Regions from separate parts of the Homo sapiens genome. Here region 2 is linked to region 1. Evidence: read pairs that join two places in POLR2A ChIA-PET (ENCODE). Cell type or tissue: Panc1. All regions are shown on one strand.

Region 1 (2,500 bases):
ATGTAGTTTCAGTAAAATGATGACAAAAAGACTGGTCTCATTATACATCATTTCACTTAAAATTGCAGTTTCTAAGAACATATTAATGACACTGAGGGAGAACTTACTGTATAGACTTTAGTTAATAATAATGTATCAATATTGGCCCATTAGTTGAAACAAATATACCACATTAATGTGAGGTGTTAATAATAGGGGAAACTGTATGGAGGAGGGAAGTGTGCATGGGAACTCTTTTGTAATAGCTACACGATTTTTCGGTAACCTAAAACTGTTCTGAAAATAGCCTATTAATTATTTTTAAAGTGCATATACATATATAAAAATTATATACACACACACACACTTTTTGTTGTTGTTTGAGACAGAGTCTCGCTCTGTCACCCAAGCTGGAGTGCAGTGGCATGATCTTGGCTCACTCCAACCTCTGCCTCCTGGGTTCAAGCGATTCTTCTGCCTCAGCCTCCCAAGTAGCTGGGACCACAGGCATACACCACCGCGCCCGGCTAATTTTTGTATTTTTAGTAGAGACGGGGTTTCACCATGTTGGCCAGGCTGGTCTCAAACTCCTGACCTCAAGTGATCCACCTGCCTCGGCCTCCCAAAGTGCTGGGGTTACAAGAGTGAGCCACCACGCCTGACCACACACACACATTTCTTTAAGGGTGTGTGTGTGTGTGTGTGTGTGTGTATTATATAATATATATGTATAATATATAATTTGAATATGTTTTTATAATATATATGCACACTTAATATACCACCTAACAAAATATAGCTATCTCACAATCAATAAAGAAAAGAACTAGAAAAAAGAAGAGTGTGAGGAAAACACTAATATTTTGAAAGCCATTGTCTGCATATGGTAGGAGCATTGGTGATTTTTTCCTCTCCACTCTGCACTCTTCGCTATGTTCCAAGTTGCTACAATAAATGGGTATTATCTCCTAATGGAAAAATACTCCTCTTCCCCTGTTGTTTAAAGCCTCAAATGCTCTGTTGAAACCAGAGGAGCAGAAAACAGACACACACCTAATTCAGCACATGATCTTCCTTTTCAGCCAGCGTCAAAAGTCAGGAGCTCACTCCTCCTCTCCCTCCCACTCTCCTTTCTGTGTTTACTTCCTGCCAAAGATAAATAATGAGTCAGAAGCAGGACAAGGAGGGGCGGAGGCTGCTCTGCGCTCTGCCCGACACACCCTGGCTGGGCAGGAGCCTGGGAATTGATCTTAGAGTCCTCCCAAGTTTGGAAGGAACAGAGCAGGCCGCCTGGGAAATACAGGGCTCTGTCTGTAAGAGCTGGCCCGGGCCGATGTGCAAAACACAGCTTAGATCTTTCTGATTTTTCTTTTTTCTGCTAAGAACTGACCCTGTTTATAGGAAAACTAAATGTTAAGGATTGACCAAGGTTCACTTTCTAATATGGAGACCAGAACACAAACACTTCAGACACCTGTGAGAGTCAGTTACGAGTCTGGGTTTCAGGTGGATCAAACCAGCCTCGGTTCTAGTCCCCGCCCTGCCACATTCTGTCTGTGTGACCTAGAACAAGTTCCTTAACCTCTCTGAGCCCTGATTTCCTCATAAGGCCCCCTTGGGTCATCTACAGCCATCCACACAGAGCTGCCGGGTGAGGTGATGTGTGTAGCCCTAGGCCCAATGCCCAGCCTGCAGCAGACCGATTCCACAAATGACAGTGAAACGGAGGAGTAAGAAACATCCTGGCCTTCCATTTAAAGCCCATTTAGTTCATTTTTTCAAACCATCTTTCTAAACCCTTCCCCATAGTTGCTGCTATCCACACCAAAGATGTTTTTGTTCTAACTAGGAGTTTGTCTTCTGAAAAAGCCAAGAGGTTGAGCTTAATATTATGCTACACCTCCTATCTCCCAGATGTAAAGAAGCTCTGGGCCTGGCACAGTAGCTCATGCTTGTAATCCCAGCACTTTGGGAGGCCGAGGCAGGTGGATCACCTAAGGTCGGGAGTTCGAGACCAGCCTGACCAATATGGAGAAACCCTGTCTCTACTAAAAAAAAAAAAAAAATTCAAAATTAGCCGGACGTGGTGGCGCATGCCTGTAATCCCAGCTACTCCGGAGGCCGAGGCAGAATCACTTGAACCCGGGAGGTGGAGGTTGTGGTTAGCCAAGATGGCGTCATTGTACTCCAGACTGGGCAACAAGAGTGAAACTCCAGGCGTGGTGGCTCACGCCTGTAATCCCAGCACTTTGGGAGGCCGAGGCGGGCAGATCACAAGGTCAGGAGATTGAGACCATCCTGGCTAACACAGTAAAACCCCGTCTCTACTAAAAAATACAAAAAATTAGCCAGGCGTGGTGGCGGGCACCTGTAGTCCCAGCTACTCAGGAGGCTGAGGCAGAGAATGGAGTGAACCCAGGGAGGCGGAGCTTGCAGTGAGCGGAGATGGTGCCACTGCACTCCAGCCTGGGTGACAGAGCGAGACTCCGTCTCAAAAAAAAAAAAAAAAAAAAAAAAAGCC
Region 2 (2,500 bases), 320 kb before region 1:
AGATCTTACAAATCAGTCATAAATTAACATAATTACAGTTAACACCTCATCAGTCAGGAACCAGGAAGCCAAAAAATAAGGCAAAACACAGAAACAGCCTGAGTGATATAAGAAAAAGCAAAGAAAAATTAAATTCTGTACAGTGAGACCTCAACAGGCCCACAAGACTTCACTATTATTTGTTAAAACATGTCGAGTGGGACTAGTCCTGTTGCCCCACAATCACTGACAAACACAAAGCTGAGGATATATAGACATAGAGGATCAAATATCTGTAGAGTCAGGCATGGCTCTGGCACCCTAATCAGCACCATCCTTCCACTCTGCAAGAGCAGTTGACAGAAGAGAGGGAAAGAACTGTAAGTCTTCAGGGAGAACGCAGGGAAAAGAAGGAGGTCTTCACCAAAACAGTGGCAGGGGCCTCTAACAGAAATCACTCATGAAGATCAGAGGAGCCTAGAACAGACTTGCATCCCATTCTCCAGTTCCACATCTGCTTATGCAGCAGACTGAGTGACTGACCCCATGTGTCTACTTGAAAAGGGGGACAAAGAGAATTGATGAGAAATGGCAGGGCACAGAAAGAAGGCAGACTTAAGTAGTCTGTATGCCACTATTCGACATCACAAGGAAGTGAGTTTCCAGTGGGTTGAATAGAAACCACAGCGTACCTGGATTGAAGTTGTTTTGCCATTATCAAAATATCTCGCTGCAGAGAGAAAAGATCTCCACCCCGACTCACACACATTCACGTAACCAGTGGGTAAACTGACAGGATGGGAGCAAGCAGATGGGTGTGTAGGTTGGAAAAGGTTTAGCTACAGAAAATTTCATACCCAGAAACTGTGCAGCAGGAGTCTCCCTGCAAGATCTCACCAAAAATGCCAGTTTGGTTGCCTATTAGTAGACTGCAATGGCCTGCCACTGTTAATCAAGAGAGGACTCTAATAGCACCAGATAACAAACACTTGTCTTTTTCTACTTCTCTTCTTGACACATTTGTATCCAAATAGATCCCTTAAGAGGGAAAGGAAAGAAGTATCCCAGGAGCTTACCACAAGCCGTCCATACCCCAAGTGCTTCAGTAAGTAAGTGGCCTGACCACAGGGTAAGGAAGGGAAAAAAAACCTTTAAATTGAATATATATGAGATTGAATGTTCAAACTGGAATAGACTGCAATTTTTTGTTTTTGTTTTTCTGTTTTTTTTTTTTTTTTGGAGACAGGGTCTCACTCTCCTGTCACCCAGGCTGGAGTGCCACAGCACAGTCTCTGTTCACTGGAACCTCTGCCTCCCAGGCTCAAGGGATCCTCCTACAACAGCCTCCCAACTAGCTGGGACTACAGGCACATGCCACCACGCCCGGCTGATTTTTCTATTTTCTGTAGAGACAAGGTTTCGTCATGTTGCCCAGGCTGGTCTCAAACTCCTGGGCTCAAGCTATCCTCCCACCTCGGCTTTCTGAAGTGCTGGGATTACAGGCATGAGCCACTGAGCCCAGCCTAGAGCTTTTTGATAACTGTAAATGACAGAAAAGCTATCATTTACCCATGATGTTATGGGGGGTGGGGGACAGGGGGGTGGGAAAGAGCCTACAAAATACAGTTAAAGGCAGTGAATAGTGAAAATTAAAACTCATTAAAACTCTTGTGTTTGTTCTCAGTAAGCTTGGACTGCTGAATAACCTGATGACATATGCAATAGCATTCTCATCCTTAATAATGGGAGGGAACACCTGACATGGAAATTCTCAGGAGGGATTTACTGTACCGGGTAAGATGCTACATTAGAAGCCCTCTGACATCACTTCCAATTCTAGTGCCTGTGATCGTCTTTTCCTTCAAGAGGTTAAATTCAATCCAGAATCTAGAGTTCAATGGTTAAACCATAAAAGGCTAGGCTGCCTAAAGGGCTAAAAACCACAACTTTCTGGAGAATAAAGCTATCAGACTGACAAGCCTGGTAAGAGTTCCATGTAGGAAACAATATTTTGCTCTAAAACTTATTTAACTTAAAAAAATCTTAAATGACTAATTTTCTTTTATATCCAACAGAAATTCCAGTTCAAAGAAAGCTTATAAAATCCCAAAAACCCTATCTTCCTGAATATTATCAATTCAACTAATTAAAAGGCTTACTAAAATAAATAGCAAACATATGTTTGCTTAAGCATCTTCTAGGAATCACAAACTCACATATCCCTTATTAGACAGTACCCACAAGAAAAAAAGTTACTTAGGGTCAAATGGTTTAATATTGCTCAGTAAGTGTAAGAGAGTTCTAGTGCTATAACAAATAACAGGATGCTTTATGTTTACATAAAAACATCCCATATTTTTATGTTTCTAAAAATAATTAAGCATTATAAACAATCATCTAAAGCTACCAAGTTTTCTGCCCTTTCTGAAAGCATTCCTTTCAGACACCATGTCAATAAATTCTTAAATGCTGGATGTGTACTCACAAATGGTCAAAAAACCTAAAACCAAATCTTAATATT

The links. Peaks named below come from ENCODE experiments on the same cell type or tissue, not always from the same donor. Only the 100,000 strongest peaks of a DNase experiment are listed, where the experiment ranks them.
Region 2: POLR2A ChIA-PET joins it to region 1 with 10 read pairs; 2 of 35 experiments call an interaction of 5 or more read pairs at or near these places.

The regions. Positions count from the first base shown.
Region 1 is chr10:122,062,023-122,064,522 of GRCh38, reverse strand. The region is part of intron 3 of TACC2 (transforming acidic coiled-coil containing protein 2); the gene reads right to left. Among named protein-coding and RNA genes, the nearest start is that of TACC2, 74 kb to the right of the region's middle. RefSeq lists enhancers at 975-1,269, 995-1,289. In Panc1, no CTCF peak of the experiment used is centred here; a DNase peak (open chromatin) is centred at 1,122; H3K27ac peaks cover 2,298 bases.
Region 2 is chr10:122,377,457-122,379,956 of GRCh38, reverse strand. The region is part of intron 1 of PLEKHA1 (pleckstrin homology domain containing A1); the gene reads right to left. Among named protein-coding and RNA genes, the nearest start is that of PLEKHA1, 4.0 kb to the right of the region's middle. In Panc1, no CTCF peak of the experiment used is centred here; no DNase peak of the experiment used is centred here; H3K4me3 peaks cover 303 bases; H3K27ac peaks cover 774 bases.